Regions from separate parts of the Homo sapiens genome. Here region 2 is linked to region 1. The links are chromatin contacts, found by Hi-C or POLR2A ChIA-PET in ENCODE. All regions are on one chromosome and are shown on one strand. The core of a region is the stretch at or near the end of the contact, and the rest is flanking DNA. Distances in the headings are between cores, read along the strand shown.

The links. Hi-C counts contacts between places; a loop is a spot of excess contacts on that map. ChIA-PET counts read pairs that join two places held with the same protein, here RNA polymerase II (POLR2A). Pooled maps may share reads with other maps.
Region 2: a pooled map shows a loop between it and region 1 (3-fold over the local background). The contact joins the promoter of NR6A1 here to the enhancer-like site in region 1. A Hi-C loop is called at or near these places in 1 of 50 pooled maps. POLR2A ChIA-PET finds 5 or more read pairs at or near these places in 4 of 52 experiments (GM12878, OCI-LY7, PC-9 and 1 more).

Annotation. Positions count from the first base shown.
Region 1 is chr9:124,964,102-124,968,972 of GRCh38, forward strand. The region is part of intron 17 of SCAI (suppressor of cancer cell invasion); the gene reads right to left. It also overlaps the pseudogene FXNP2. Among named protein-coding and RNA genes, the nearest start is that of GOLGA1, 25 kb to the left of the region's middle. Within about 2 kb of position 1,895, at least 3 of the 41 ENCODE cell types and tissues checked have a DNase peak (open chromatin) inside an H3K27ac peak, as active enhancers do; they include OCI-LY7, where a contact is called at or near this core.
Region 2 is chr9:124,768,500-124,773,202 of GRCh38, forward strand. It overlaps NR6A1 (nuclear receptor subfamily 6 group A member 1), which reads right to left and starts at 2,812. Exons shown (of 10, transcript NM_033334.4): 1 at 2,521-2,812. The coding sequence starts at 2,620. It overlaps LOC124900274 (a long non-coding RNA gene), which reads right to left and starts at 1,981. Exons shown (of 2, transcript XR_007061773.1): 1 at 1-1,981. LOC107987126 (a long non-coding RNA gene) reads left to right here and starts at 2,858. Exons shown (of 2, transcript XR_001746926.3): 1 at 2,858-3,274; 2 at 4,203-4,703. RefSeq lists silencers at 1,512-1,761, 2,302-2,881 and enhancers at 2,594-3,161, 2,952-3,211.

The DNA of each region.
Region 1 (4,871 bases), core at 645-3,144:
TTATCATAGAAGCATCCATCTCATAGAAGTCAAAAGCCCAATCCTGAATAATCTAAACCCTTCTGCTGGGTTGTCTAATGTCCATTTGTTTTCTGCCACTGCTTCTTCTATGTCTGCTTCCTGGCACTGGTTCAGAAACATTCATGTCCACCCCACGTCATCTTCTGTTAATTCTTCTGGTGTGGTGTCTATTAGCTCTTGAATTTCTCCAAGATCTGTATCTCGAAACCCTTCACTCCCCACCCTTTTTGCCACATCCACAATCTCTTTCATGATTTCCTTGATTGTCACAAATCCTCTGAAGTCATGCACAACATCTAGACACAGTTTTCTCCAGCAGGAATGATTCCAGGCTTGATGGCTTTCAAGCCTTTTTCTGTAATAATGATGGCATTTCCAATGGTGGAATCCTTTCAGGCTTTCATGATGTTCTCTCCATTGGGGGTTCTCTTCCATAGTTTTGATAATACATACTCTGTGTAATGAACCTTAAAGGTCCTTAGGACCCCCCATCTAGAGGCTGACATTGTGTTCTGGGGCAAGTAGGCCACTTTGATACCTTCAGTATAGAATTAATGGGGTTCTGGACAGCCACGGCATTGCCAAATATCAAAAAAACTTTAAAAGGTAGTCCCTTACTGGCAAGGTACTTCCTGATTTCAAGGACACAGCATCAACGAAACTAATCTGGAAGAAAGTTCCTGTTGTCCAGACCTTCTTGTTGTACTGGCAGCTGGTGTTTATCTTTTCTGTCAAGGTGCATTAGCAGCTTTATAGATAAAGACTCTCCTGATCATAAACCCAAGTGCATTTGCACAAAATAACAGAGTTGTCTATCCCTTCCTGTTTAAATCCTGGTGTTCACTTCTCTTCCTTACTAATAAATGTCTTTTGTGGCAGGTTTTTTTTTTTTTTCCAGAAAAGGTACTTTCTGGGAACTTGTCTGCTGCCTCTTGGTTGGCAGAAGCTGCTTCTCGTGTTATCTTAACATTTTTAAAGCCAAAGCTCTTTCGAAAATTATCAAACCCTTTCTTGCCAGAATTTAATTCTCTAGCTGTAGATCCTTCACTTTCCTTTTGCTTTGTTATATAATGAGTTTGCTTTTTCTCAAATCATAATATATGTCTTTTTTTTGTGTGTATGTCGGGGGGGAATGGAGTCTTGCTCTGTCGCCCAGGCTGGAGTCCAGTGGTGTGATCTCAGCTCACTGCAACCTCCGCCTTCTGGTTTCAAGCAGTTCTCCTGTCTCAGCCTCCCGAGTAGCTGAGACTACAGGCTCACGCCACGACGCCCAGCTAATTTTTATATTTTTAGTAGAGACGAGGGTTTCACCATATTGGTCAGGCTGGTCTTGAAATCTTGACCTAAGGTGATCCACCCTCTGTGGCCTCCCAAAGTGCTGGGATTACAGGCGTGAGCTACTGTGCCCGGCCTGTAAGTATGTCTTATAGCAACCTTGCACCTACATAAACGCTACATTTTCATTATGAGATAAAAAGGTATTTCACAAAAAGTGTAAGGTTTTCATGCCTGCTAACGTAGCTACAGTGATGGCTTCACAAATTTTCTTTTCTTTTTTTACAACACTCCTTACTGGATTAATTTATCTTGAAATGGCAGGCAACCACAATGGCAAACCTTGATCTATGGTACATATCAAGCAATTCAACTTTTTCTTGTAATGTCATGACTTTTCATTGCTTCTTGGGAGCACTTGAAGCATCACTTCATATGGATCCCATGGTGTTATGCAAGGTTTACTACAGTACTGCACTAAACACAATAAAAAATATGTGAGAACCACTAGAGATCATTTTTTATTACAATACACAATTTACTGGAGAGACAAACTGCTCACGGAAATGACAGGCATTCTAAGCAGTACTTGCAACACTTGAGCTTACTGCCAGAGCAACAGGATGTGGCTACCAAATTATTACAGTAGTACAGTAGGCACTACAGTGATTTTATGCAGTTATGATTTTTTAAAATTATACTTTAAGTTCTAGGGTACATGTGCACACGTGCAGGTTTGTTACATATGTATACATGTGCCATGTTGGTGTGCTGCACCCATTAACTTGTCATTTACATTAGGTATATCTCCTAATGCTATCCCTCCCCCCTCCCCCGACCCCACAACAGGCCCCGGTGTGTGATGTTCCCCTTCCTGTGTCCATGTGCTCTCATTGTTCAATTCCCACCTATGAGTGAGAACATGCGGTGTTTGGTTTTTTGTCCTTCCATAAAAAATGATGAGTTCATGTCCTTTGTAGGGACATGGATGAAGCTGGAAACCATCATTCTCAGCAAACTATCACAAGGACAGTTATGATTTAATATTGCATCATTACTTTTGTTTACACTTCTCTGGACTGTGAATGGTACCATATATGGTCTGTAAGTGTGTGCATAAATTTTAATCATTCATAATAGATTTGTATATATCTTATAGTAGTAAATGATAAAATAGACTAGTGTCTACATATATTTTATGTATTCATGATATACCTTTTTCTTAATTTATTCAATATTTCTTTTTTTGTATGATTTTATTTTTTTTCTCACTGGCACTGACCTACTGCACTTAAACACTTCCATCAGACTCAAAAAATAATTTTATTTCAGGAGAAAGAAAATATTTTACTTAGCTTCTGTTTATACTGTTTCATTATTAAGAGTTTTTTTTTTCTAAGAGATAGGATCTTCCTATGTTGCCCAGGCTGATCTCCAATTCCTGGCTTCAAGCAGTCCTCCTGCCTCAGCCTCCTGAGTAGCTGGGACTATAGGTATATGCCACTTCTCCCAGCTTGACTTTTTTTTTTTTTTTTTACTATAATGGAATGTGTTTTTATTCACCCATTGGAAAAGCCTTTGCTACATATTAATACAAACTTGTCACTAATAAATCCTTCTTTAAGTAAGAAAATAATATAACATGAGCATAACTTTGTGTGAGTTTTAATGTCCTGGAGCCTTGTTGCTTCATGTATAAAGTGCAGGTCAGTAAAAATTAAAATGAGGTAATATGGTATAATAGGCTTAACCCAATAAGTGTACAATAAAGGACGGCTGTAATTTTAACATGAATTCAACTGAAATCCTGATAGGGCAACACCAATAACAATGTTTCCTATATAGCTCACAAATTGTTCTTTGTCATCCCCTCATCTACCCAATGGGAATTAGAGCTAGCCTGTTAGGCTGCTTGACAGGACCACTGAATGCTGGAAATCAACCATATTCTATCCCCTCATTTAACAGATGGGAAAGCAGAGGCTCAGGGAGTTTGGGAAACTTGTCCACAAAGGCACAACTACTTTGTGGCTGAACTACGTCTAGGACCAGGCTCTCTTTATTGACACAAGTATCTCTTTCCTTTTTATGCCCCTTCACGTTTACAAAGCACCTCCTCAGCTCCATGATTTTGTTTATTATGCTACATCACTCAGCTCATGAAAATGGCTTTTTTTTCCTCCTTTCTTGTCATTGGAAGTTTTTTGCATTCTTGTAGCAGCTGATTCCATACTAACCCTTAAAATGAAAAAATAATAAAAAAATACACACACACACACACACGTGAATATGTGGAAGAAACAGCACTAGGTCTCCCAGGACAACCCAGTGCAGGCCACACCCTGGCAGTCACAAAGCACATATAAGAAATTGTCTTCCCATGTGAATTGCTTTTGACACTTCAATGCTAAAGAGCTCAGAAGTGCTTCCACTTTGAAAGAAGCCCAGGAACATTGTAGCCTACCCGTTAATGTGTCTCATTTTGAGACAGAACAGTGAGCAGGTTAACCAGTTGCTCTTCATGTACTTCTTGCAGTAAGTCCTTCAAAGAATGAAGAGTGAAGACAATTCATTTCTCCTGCTGGAATTTTTCCTTCTTATTCTTTTGCTTTTTTAAAGGTTGTTATATTCAGGTATAGGGATAAGACATTATAAAAGATAAAGGATATCATATGAGGGAGGAAATCAGACAATTAATCCAAAAAAATCTTCTGTAGAAATTAAAAATCAAAACTTGTGGGCAAGGTAGGAGGCAACACGTTCTTTCCACAGAGCTGTTCCTCAAAAGCAGGAATGAAAAACAAAAAACGAAAAACAAAAAAACAGACCTCAGCTGCATAATGAAGCTGGGGTCTTGGCCTGACAGCTTTTAATATCCTTAAAACCGGGCTGGGCATCAAGCGTCTTCTCCAGAATAGGCCAAGGAAGACAAGTCCAGTTTGGTTTTTAAGGCTTTAGTGAGCTCTGCAGCGAGCACATCATGGAGGGACACGCAATCGTGGGAGTACACCCAGTTTTTCTCAGTCCAGTCATAACGCTTGAGTCCACTGGATGGAGAAGATAACCAGATTTGCTTGTTTGGTGTCTGCTTGTTGATCACGTAGGTTGCTAGATCTCTACCCAGTTTACCAGTTAAGACACCACTCCCAAAGGAAACATCATAGTCCTCAAACGTGTATGGCTTGTCTGCAAGGTCTTCAAAAAACTCTGCTAAAGAGTCCAGTGATTCCTCCGCTAGTCTTTCATAGGTGGTCTCATCTACAGAGCCTGGGTGGCCCAAAGTTCCCGATTTCCTCAAATTCATCAAATAGACACTCTGCTTTTTGACATTCCGAATCTGGTTGAGGCCATGGAGGTTCAAACTGGCATGGTGGGGTGCGCAGGCCACGGCGATTCCAGTGCGCAGGCCCCAGCAGCCATAGAGCGGGGCCAATTCTGCTGGCCGCAGGGCCCAGGTGAGCAATGTTTTCAATATTCCTAGGCTATGTAGTTCATCTGTTTTCCAAACTGTAGGAAATCTCCAAAATTTTTCCAATTTATTTTTTGGAAAAAAAAAAAAAAAGGCTGTGTCTTAA
Region 2 (4,703 bases), core at 1,562-4,061, 190 kb before region 1:
AAAAATATCCCACAACGGTCTAGCGTCTAGTGTATTTTAAGCCCATCAAGCTGCCAAAAGTTCCCATTGTATTTTCAGCAAAAAGAAAACATCTGTACCACTAACTTAGACTAATGTAAAGCTTTAAAGCCACCTTAGTCTAAATGGATTGCTCGATAACATTCTTTCAAATGGTTCTGACCAATTGAGGAAATGAGACTATGAATGGGAAATCTGATTAAGAGTTAAAATTACCATTGAGTTCTTTAAAATGTACTAATGAATAATTAATAACAAATGCAGTTCTTAGGTTTCTCTTACAACACTATTATTCTCAAGTAGAATTGAAAGCAATATTGCAGTAAATATTGAATTGCAGTAAAATCCGTCATCTACATTATATGCACAGGTGGGTACAGGAAGTATTCACACATAGGAAGGCATCACAGAAATATACACGCTAATATGGGATATAAGATAGGTTGGGGTTTGGATTCAAAAAAATCAGCATGGGAAAATTTAGATCAGGATTTACAACACTCACAAATTAATACCAAACCAAATCTCCACACAAACTAGCTTAAAAAGTCAAAGGCATTAAAGAAATCCTTTGTTCCTATTATACTGTCTCCTTCTACCCTAACTGGATTCCAGCTTCCCCCTTTGTGACACGGAATTTTATTGATCTCAAACATGTTCACATTCAGAAATTAGTTGCCAACGACAGCCCACGGAACGGCCAGCCACCTAGCCATCATACATCATACACAAATTAAAAAAAAAAAAAAAAGAGCTCTGAAAACACATCATTATTTTTAAGATCAGCAACATCAAGTGAAGTTAACCAAGCTCTCTTCTACACGGACTTTTCCCTTTTGTAAAAAACACCAGATCTCCTGAACTAACAAAATGTTTGACTAGTTAATAAACGTATGAAGGCACGGATCCAACCCAAGATTTCCACCGTCTGTAGCTACTCACTCATTCAACAATTGAGCGCCTAACTGACCTATTTTCAGGTTACTTTCCTCACACCTGCCAGGTCACTGTCCTGATTGAGAAACCTCTTGGTGAAGCAGTTAATTTTTAGTGCCTCCTAACTGTCCCGGGTGTTTGCATTCAATTTGAAATCTGTTACTTGTTAGACACTGTTCGGTCCTAGATCTCTCAGAGAACTGCGAGTTTATGGCGCAGCGAGGGGAGGAGGCACTGATCTCTGAGAGCCTCCCTTTATTCGGAAATGAGGAGATGTGAAAGGTGGAAAACAGGGCAAATAAATAAATCGGGTTTGCCGCCGGAGCGTTTGCCGGCCGGTGCGAGCACCCTTTGTAATGCAGGCCTCCCGGGGCGATCGCCTGCGCTAATTGCTCCAGGGCGCTTTCCAAGTTCAAAAGTTCACCTTTTACGACCTCACAAAAGCTCCTAACACGTTACCAATAAAAACATTCCGCGGCAAACACCGAGGAGGAAAATATCAAACAGATACAAATAAAACACCCCGCAGGGGGAGGGAGCGAAGGGGAGGAGGGCGAGGAAGCCCCGAGGAACCTGAGGACCCGGCCCGGGCGAGGGGGCGAGGGACGAGCGGTAGGAAGGGCCGGGCCAGGTGAGGGATTCTCAGCTCCCAAGGTCCCGGATCGGGACAAGAAAGAGGAGAACTGAGACTAAGAGGTGGGGACCGGGACCTGCCGGGCAGAAGCCGGGAGGAGGCAGGTGTCCGGGGCCCCGGGGCGGGCTGGAGCCCTCGGCCAGGGAAAGCCGTTGCCTGGCGGAGAGGGGAGCTGAGCAGGGGCGGAGACCGGCCAGAGCGCGCGGGGCGTTGAGGAAGGTGAGGCGCAGGGGAAGCAGGAGGCGCGAAGGGGTCCGAAAAAGGAAACGACTGGGGGATGTCTAGCGAACGGGGGTTCGGCAGAGGTGGGGGGCTCGTAGTATTCAAGGAAGAACGCTCGAGGCTGCAGAAGAGGAAAACGCTCTAGAAAGCTGAGCGGTACAAGGGTGCTGTGGAGTCGGGTCAACAGGGCAAGAAGGGAGCGTCCTCGGTGGGAGGAGGAACCCCTGTAGGGGAAAAGAGAGGCTCTGCGTTAAGGGAACCCGAGTGAGGGGATGCCCCCACTGACGGACCGCGGTGGGGACTTCCAACCTGAGGAGCCCGGGGGGAGGGGAAGGTTCGGTGCTGGGAAGACAGGGGGAGGGGACCCGGGGGGAGGAGGGAGGATTGGTGCTGAGGGGACGGGGGGAGGGGAAGCCTGTGCAGAGGGGACGGGGGGAGGGGGAAATGAAGCTCGGTGCCCAGGGACCCGGGCAGGGGGAGGGTCCGCGCAGAAGGGAACAGGGACGAAGGAGGAGGATCCACCCTGAGCGAGACCGGGGAGGAGAGGGAGGGTCCGCGCCAACGGGGAACGGGGTGAAGGGCCACCCTAAGGGGCCGCGGGGCCGCTGCGGCTTCCCAGGGCGAGGGTCGGCAGAGAGGAGGGGGATCCCTGGCGGAGGCTCAGGAAGCCGGTTCCTGCCTGGCCCGGGCGTCGCAGGCCCCTCACCCACCGTTGCGCGGCGGCGGAGGGAGCGCGGCGGGAGGCTCCAGGAACCCCGCCGAGCCCCCGCCGCCTCCCCCTCCGCTAGGCGGCGGTTCGTCCCGCTCCATGCGGTGGTGCCTAGGGTCCGCGCCGGGTTTGTTGCTCCGCCATGACCGGCGCCCTAGTCGCCGTGGTCGTCGTCCGCCGAGGGGAGGAGGTTGTCAGGAGCCCGCGAGCTCCCGGCCGCGGCTCTCTCTGGGCCCCGAGCCGCCCGGCTCCGCGCCGCTCCGCGCCCCTCCGCGCCGCGCCCCCTCAGCACTGGCCAGCTCCCTCCCCTGACGTCACACGCCGCTGCCGCGCAAGGCCCTGCGGGGCACGCTGGAAGTTGGAGTCCGCTCAGCGAGGCCGGCCACGCCGACCGCACCAACTGAAGGGGTGGAAGGAGGGATAAGAAGTCCTGAGAAGGGAAAGCTAAAGTCTGTCAATATCAAGAACCATGACAAAGCGTTTGATGTCTATGTAGTAAGCGGATACTTCCGGGCCTTGTCTTGATTGTGATTTCTACCTGATCAAAGTTCCCTAAGAGTCCTCGTAACCCCCCACCCCAACAATGAGTCTTTGCGAGGAGGTGGATCGCGAGGCAGCCGGGTGAGCACGTGCAACGAAGCCCAGCCCTGTGGGCGGGGCCCTGGAGGCGGGGCTTGAAGGTACTCACGTGGGCCTCTCCCTGCCGCTGCGGGACAAATTGGACCGGAGATTAAAGGACCGGAGTTTAACTCGAGGTGACTGCGTTCGTATGCAAATGGAATATATAAAACTCTTCTTTCCGGGGTAGTCTTTAAAGACTTTTTACCTCCGGGTGGGCGGCAAAGACTAAAGTTTCCCCTCCTCCCCTTTCATTTTCCCCCTGCCCATAGAACAGATGGGCAAACTAAGCTCCGGGCCATTGGGGCTATTAAAGAAAGCCCTAGGCTCTTGACCCCAGGTGTCTTGAAACCTTCCGTTTAAGAGGGATCCCTTGCCCAGCCTTGTTTGCCTTCCCCTTTCCTCAGTTTCCCTATCTGTAAAAGGGGGTTGGAATAAGGACAGGATCAAGTTGGAAGATCGCAAACCCCTGCCCCTCCCACCTCAGTTTCCCGAAGCTTTCCGGAAGCAAAATCCCGAATTTTGCAGCGGCTCCCGGCCGAATCCACCCGCTGCGGCCACCAGGTGGCGCGCGGCCACCGGTCACTAGGCCCGCCGGGGTGTCCGTCTTCGGCGACCCCATCGGGAAAGGATTTCGCTGCTGCCGCCAAGGGTCTAAGGCCTACCTGGCCCACTTGAAGACAAAGAACGAGAACGTTGGTGCTTTGCCCACTTCTGCTCTGCCGGATTATGCTGCAGCTTCCTCGGTGGCCGCTCATTCGCCCTCTCCTGCCCCACCCGCCCCACCAATCCCTTAGCCCTTTTATTTTTTTTTTGCCTAATTTTAAGTCCTCGTCCTGGCATTCGCATCCCTGCTTGGCCTGACCCTTGCCCACATTTCGCACCATACCCCGTCCCTCACCTGCTACGAAAGTTGCAACGCTTCTCTGCACTTGGGGGCAACTGGACCTTACCAACCCTGGTGAAACTGTATTTCATACGTAATCTGGGAGACTTACATTAACGCTCTGCCGTCTAAACCTCATACCTGCTCTATGAGATAGCAACAATATTGTCCCTTTCCAGCACTGATGAAGTCCACCAGAAGTGATGGGGATTCCAGCTCCATTCTGTCACACACCAGAACCTTAATCCTTGGCTCCTTCAAGCTGGAACGCGGCTGACTTCACCTGACCCACTCCCAAACTCCTATTCATCTTTCAAGATCCTGTTCAAATGTTTCTTCAGTGGCATCTTCCTTAATACCTTCCACCGAGGGACAACTAGATCCCCTCTGCTAGGTAGCAGTGTTTCAGGAGCTAAACCCTGTGACTAAGAGAGGACGGCCTGCCATTCCCTCAGCTGTGGGTTCTAAAATACTTTAGGACCTTGCTGGGCGCCGTGGTTCATGCCTGTAATCCCCACACTTTGGGAGACTGAGGCGGGCGGATCACCTGAAGTCAGGAGTTCGAGACCAGCCTGACCAATATGGAGAAAACCCGTCTCTACTAAAAATACAAAATTAGCCAGGCGTGGTGGCGCATGCCAGTAATCCCAGCTACTCAGGAGGCTGGGGCAGGAGAATCG